2 separate regions of the Mus musculus genome follow, and region 1 is linked to region 2. A link is a contact called in ENCODE Hi-C or POLR2A ChIA-PET data. All regions are on one chromosome and are shown on one strand. The core of a region is the stretch at or near the end of the contact, and the rest is flanking DNA. Distances in the headings are between cores, read along the strand shown.

Region 1 (2,957 bases), core at 114-2,613, 43 kb before region 2:
GGGAGAGTCACAGAGGAGGAGCTGGGTGTGGGGGCAGTCCTCTACCTGCCACAGGACTAAGTTCTAGGCATTGTGACACTTCCAGTCCAGGCCAGCTCCTTTCTTTCTAGCTTAGTGTCCAGCCTTCCCTCCCTCCCTGCTTTCTCCTCCCCCTTGGCTCCCACCTTCCTCTTCTCGCACTCCAAGGTATGATGCCTAGCCCTGGCTTAGCCTCCGGAAACAACACGGTCAGGATCTGGGAGGAATCCATGTCTGTCTCCAGCCCCGAGGATGCAGGGAAGAAGAGGGTTTACCTGGCTCTCAGCTCTGGACAAGGGGGTCTGAGAAGGCCCTGGGATACTTGGACTGGAAGCTCAAAGCTCTGGCATTCGCACACTGTCAATTCAGCCACAGCCTTGGCCCTGGCAGAGGGCAGACTGGGTCGTCATGCAGGTTTGCCAGGGAGGAAACCTGTCGTGCCAAGGTGGCCGGCCCTAGGACAATGATGCTGCAGAGGAGGGGATGGGAGGCTGCGTGGAGGGTAGCGGGGGAAGAAGGTCCAAGAATCAGGAAGGATGCTGACTTCTGCCATGTCTGAGGGTCTCAGTCCTAGGGCATCACAAAGCCTGACATCCAGTCTCTCACCTCTACCTTCAGTTTCTGGTCAAGCATTGCTTGACCCAAAGGAAGGATTCTGGCAGGTATCTCTCACTAAATGCCCTAGGATGGGTCTACTCTCACATCCTTCAGCTAGGCTTGCACACTTGCCCCGCCGTGCATCCCAGACTCAGGCCGGACACATGTTTTTTAATTAGGAGGAGGGGTGAGGGGGGCAGAGTCTAGAGTGCAAAGCCACAAAAGCCCCCTCCTCTGTAATATGAGAAACCGGGATCGTGTGTGGCTGCATCGAGCATCAGGCTTCCAACAGGAACTGCTGAGGAAACCCCCACAGGAGCTAGATGCTCTTCAGAGGAGTCAGGGACCCTTTAGAACCAGGAACATATATGCAGGGCCTGGCGCCAGGCTGCCCAGAGCTGGGCTTAGCCTGTTCATCTCTCAGGCATGGGGGGATCAGAGGAAGCCAACTATGCTCAGCCTGCCTAGGCCTGCTTCTGTCCTCCTCTGAGCAGTAAGTATCATCCGGTATTTGCCGAGGCTGCTAACACCCACACTGAGTGGACAAGGCAGATGGATCCACTTGCTTGCAGGGGCGATTCCTGAAACAGGGTGCAGGCTTTGCCTAAAGCACCCTCACCCGCCTGAAGCACTTTTTGTACAGACAGACGACGATTTTCCCCCCCAAGTCAGCCCCGACTGGGGCCACATGATTGAGAGGTGCCAAATGCCACCTTGTCCTCCGCAGCGTCCGCCCTGGCTGCTCCCGGGAAGAGCTCCAACACCAGGTCGTACGCGGGCGGGGCCCTCGACAACGAAACCTCTGCCAAAGAGGAGTGACCCTGGGCTCCACGCTGGCGGCCAGTGCTTGGGCGCGCAGCCGTAGACCCGGCATTGCCCATCCCGCGCATCCCGGGCGGGGCGCGGCGCGGCTAACCCGCCTCCCTTCCATCCTCCCGGCGCCCGCCCGCGGCGGCCATGGGGGCGCGGCTGGGGCGGCGGGCGAGAGCAGATGCCCCTGCGGCGCCGAGTGCGGGGCCCGCGCCCTACGAGCGCCGGGTGCGCTGGCTGCGAGAGATCCAGTCCACGCTTCGGGAGCGGCGGCCGGAGCGCGCTCGGCAGCTGCTGCGCCTCCTGCGCCAGGCGAGAGAAAGAGCGGGGCGGCCCGGGATTGAGGGTGTCAGGGAGGGGCCGGGGTTGCGGGCTCAGGGGTGGGTGCGTTTCTAGCGGCACGCGGGGTTTGCAGGCGTTGTGCTTCTTGCCTGGAGGGAGGTTGCAGATTAAAGTGGGGGGCCAGGTGGGGCTGGTGGATTGCTTGCTAAAGATGGGGCTGGCACGTTGGGACACTGGGATTTGAAGTCTGACGTGTTGAGTGTGTGTGTTGAGGGACCTCCAGTCTGGAGCTAAGAGCCCAGATTTGGACCTTTTCGAGAGCCGGAGTGGGCATCTCTCACTAAAGGACAATGGGAAGAATGCAGCTCCCCATCCTGCAGGAAGAAAGGAAGCAGCAGATCTGGGAGAAGAGGTCCTGGGAGGCGTAGCCCCGATGGTCAGGAGACAGATACCATAACAGCCCAGACAAAGCCACAGCGCACGCACCTTTCTGACAGGCAGCTTGAGCCCACCGAGGATACACAACCACATTTGTACATTGCATCGCCACATCTGGCCCTTTGGGAGACACATTCGGTACCTTAGCCAGATTTCCTGAGCCCTGAGTTGCCCTAGGGAGACAGGGATGCCTGTCCCAGCATGACCCCTAGGCAAATCACTTCCTACTCAGCCTCTTCACCCTCGGCTGTAGCTGATGCTCCCTCCCACCGTGAAGGTAGTAGCCGCTTAGAGTTAGAGAAGCTGGGAGAAATGATGAGCCAGGACCCAGACAGAAAGCTGAGAGAAGGCGGGGCTAGGGATGCAGTTCGATATTATGGAATTTGAGAGGACTCAGCTCTGTCCCCAGAAAACAGGATAAACCAGGCATGGTGGTGTATGTTTGTATTCCCCATCACTTGGGAGGGGGAGGCAAGAGATTAGGAGTTCAAGGTCATCCTCAGCTATAAAGCAAGTTCAGGACCAACCTATAATGCAAGAGAGAGAGAGAGAGAGAGAGAGAGAGAGAGAGAGAGAGAGAGAGAGAGAGAGAGAGAGAGAGAGAGAGAAAGATATGTTTGATTCCAATCCTGCACTGGGTGTCCTCTCTGTAAACACAGCAGTCTGGAAAAATGGGGCTGTCACTTTAAGAGGCATTGACCAGGCCGGTGGTGGAATGTCCGCTGCTGTCTGGGGCTGCCCAGACACAAGCCTCCTTCCTTTGGGATCCCCAACCCCCTCCTTGGCTGGCATCTGTGGCTTGAACCATATTG
Region 2 (3,291 bases), core at 131-2,630:
AACGCTCGACTTTAAGTCTCACTACAAGACAAAGACTATGCACAGGGCTTTTAAAATGCTGAGATTGGAAACGACTCAAAACCGGAGCACACCATTTATTTGCATGAGAAGACTGTAAGGATGCTAAACACAGTCTCTCTCTCTCGGTGAGGAACCACGGCTTTCAACTTTAGGAGTGTGGGTTTCCATGCTGAAAATGGTAGGGAAACACTGCAGGATGATAGCCAAAGGTTCAAAAAAAAAAGAGTAGCATCTACAAAGTGGATCGAACATATAGCACGGCAACTTGATTAAACTTCTGCAGCAGCGTGGAAAAGAGGGCCACTGCAGGAATGGGAGTGGAGGCAGGGATGAAAGGGACGTTGTAAATGATGATCCAAAAGGAAAGGAGGTAATTAGCAAGAAATGACTGCCCGTAAGCTTCGGAAATCGGTGACCTGAGAAGGCACCGAACGTGCAGACTAGGCGTAAATTAATAACTGTTCAAGGGTTCGGGAGATGAGCTTTGGATAGGCCCTGGCTTCCCGCCCTCCGCTAAGCAAGCCCCGCTGAGCTCCTCCGCAGCGGCCCTTCCAGCTCCTAAACCCCCTGGGGAAGCCCTGGCCTCCTCTCTCCCGTTAGCCGCCTCTCCTCACCAATTAACTGCAGGCTTTATTTTTTTTCCGGTTCTGGCACAAACGTTAGAAGGCGAAGGCGAGAGAACGACCGGCCCGACTCTCACGAATACCACGCGCTCCCAGAATGCCTTGCGCAGGCCCCTCCCTTTCCTTTAAGCCTACTTGCCCTTCACTCTCACTTAGCCGGCTGGGGAAACCAGGGCTCTAGCACAATAGTTCCGGCACCGGAGAGGGCCCGGGGGACCGCCGGAAACACCAATCCTGGAGCCCAACAAGGGAACATGGTAACCCTGAGTACTGTAGTGGCGGATTGGGCGGGATCTGGGCTTGAGCCCAGTGCTCTGGGGAGACAGGAAGTGAGGCTTGGACTAGAGATTTAAGCTTTGGATCCGGCCACCGGCAGGTAAGGGACGCACTGAGCCCTGGGAACTCTCATTATTCCTTGTCTGGGTAAGAAGACCTAAAAGGAGTCGGGAAAGTGTTCCCTGGAGTCTCGATAAGGCACTGCGGAGAACCAGAGCTTCCATCTGAGGCTGCAGAAGAACAGACCTAGCGGAGGGAGAGCGTGGGGAGCCCACGTCGCTAGGGGAAGGGCTTTGGGGGCGGGGCTCGGGGAGGGGCGGGGCTCGGGGAGGGGGAGGGGCCCCCGGAGCGTTTCAGGGAAGGACCTACGGGTAGCGGGTTCTGGAAGGAGAAGTGGGGGTGGAAGGGAAGAGGCGTGGCTTATGGAAGGGGCGGGTTTCCAGCGCCCAGACCTGGAAGGGATTAGGCGTGGCTTGAGGCGGCCTAGCCACCGCCTACCCGGCTCTGAACCGCGGTGGCGGCGGCGGCGGCGGAGGCGGAGGAGGAGGAACTCTGCGCTCACTGGCCGCGCTCGCTGCCCAGCAGAAGTCGCCGCTGCAATCAGCTCCAGGCCGGGGCCATGGGCGCCCTGCGCCATCCGGGTCATGAGGACGGAGGCAGAGGCAGCGGGGCAGCCGCTCGAGCCCGGTCAGTGCCTCTCTTCAGGGCCTTGCCTTCAACCGGGGGAACGGAGGGGGACTCCGCCCTAGAGCCGGGCAGGGTCTGGCCGCGCGCGACCTTGGGTCGTCTGCGGCCTCAGCCCAGCCTGGAGCTTCTAGTGGGTCCTAGCTAGGTGGATATTCCTTCTCATCTCCTGTCCTCCACTTAGGGTCGTTCCTGAGTCTCCTGGGGCTTGAAGCCCAGGGAGTGCTGAGAGCCGTCAAGTGGAAAAGTCCAAGGGGCAAAAAGGCACAACCTTGTCCAGAATCGAATAGCCCTGCTTGAAGCACGTTGGGTGATCCTATTCCCCGGGGAACTGTGGAAAGCCTGAGGCCGAGAAAGAGGGGGAAAGAATGGCTTGAGAGCTCTCAGCAAAGGGGCGGGAAAGAGGGGGAAAAGAATGGCCTGGGAGCACCCAGCAAAGGGAACATCTTTTTCTCAGCGCTTTTTGTCTTGGTACTGTTTTGGTTACTCGCTTACTGGTTCCCTCTGCCCTGAGGAAACCCGAGCCCCTTTGCTTACTCACGAAGTGGGGACAGCGGGAAGTTATGGTGGAGCTTAACACACAAGAGTTGATATTAATAAACTGTAAACAGTTGAGGTGCCATCTCAGGGGAGGGGTCAAAGGTTATGGGACCCAAACCCTTTAGTGTCAGTTGGCATCACGTTCAGGGAGTGGTTCCTTCTGGTTGTAACCTGGAGGAGCTGAGCTTGGACCTGTACTGGGATTACATATTTACTTCTCCAGTTAGCCACCGCTGTGAACTTTGACTAGATCATTGCCCCTATCTTAGCCTCAGCAGATAATGGCTCACTTGTGTAGGGTGACTAAGAGGTAGATGCAGTGTTAAGGTGTTTATAGATAGCATAGAATTAATCTTCATAAATCCCAGTGAAGTAGGTGACCGCTGCTTTCAGTACCTTTTGAGGTGAGCAGACAGGCTGAGAGGGTTAAAGAACCAGGAAGAGCTGTCTGTCTGCTTTCTCTTGTGGCAACCAGACAGCTGAAGCTAGGTCAGGGCTTTCTCCAAAGCAGACCCTAGGTTTCAGGTAGAGGACTGTCTTGGCTTAAGGCATCAATATCCAAAGCAGTTTTGGGCTCTGAATGCCAAAGCTGTTATCAGGACAAACACCAAGGCTGCTTCTACCCTTATCACCTCGCCCCAGAAAGCATCTTCCCTGTGCTAAGCAAGATCAGGATAGTTAAGCAGGGATGTTTGCCTTGTGAGGCCTCAGGATGTAGGGCTTCTAAGGTTCAGTGAAAGAGGAGAGACACCGGAGTCTCTTAGGACCCTGAGGAGCAACTGTCCTATACCACAGTTTAGAGGGCATAGTTCAACTAATTAGAAGCAGAGCTCAGGCCACAGAGTAAGGAGGCAGCCTCCAACAGAGGGTTGTGATCTGGAGGCCTAGAACTGATGGGCACTTGTAGTGACAAGCAGATATTTCAAAGGGTAGACAGAGCTTTCAAAAACCAAAATCAACCCAAAACCTTTTCAGCAGTGTAAGTGGGGAGGCTAAGGAAGCCCTGGCCCTACATGCCCATGGCAGAAACACGAGTGAACACAGAGGATTTGGATATTAGAGATGAGAAAGCAACATTCCAGACCAAAGGTTAGATAAAAACAAAACCTGGCTAGCAATCAGCCTGAGTAGATCAGAGCCATTTACA

The links. Hi-C counts contacts between places; a loop is a spot of excess contacts on that map. ChIA-PET counts read pairs that join two places held with the same protein, here RNA polymerase II (POLR2A).
Region 1: a loop to region 2 is called in a map of left cerebral cortex, with 3 times the contacts of the local background. The contact joins the promoter of Lrrc75b here to the promoter of Gucd1 in region 2. A Hi-C loop is called at or near these places in 2 of 37 maps with a recorded cell type or tissue (both left cerebral cortex). POLR2A ChIA-PET finds 5 or more read pairs at or near these places in 2 of 5 experiments (Patski and embryonic stem cell).

Annotation. Positions count from the first base shown.
Region 1 is chr10:75,558,736-75,561,692 of GRCm38, reverse strand. Lrrc75b (leucine rich repeat containing 75B) reads left to right here and starts at 1,363. Exons shown (of 4, transcript NM_198860.2): 1 at 1,363-1,737. The coding sequence starts at 1,573. It also overlaps a transcript of Ggt1 not described here.
Region 2 is chr10:75,515,470-75,518,760 of GRCm38, reverse strand. Gucd1 (guanylyl cyclase domain containing 1) reads left to right here and starts at 1,380. Exons shown (of 6, transcript NM_175133.2): 1 at 1,380-1,607. The coding sequence starts at 1,565. It overlaps Snrpd3 (small nuclear ribonucleoprotein D3), which reads right to left and starts at 719. Exons shown (of 4, transcript NM_026095.4): 1 at 636-719.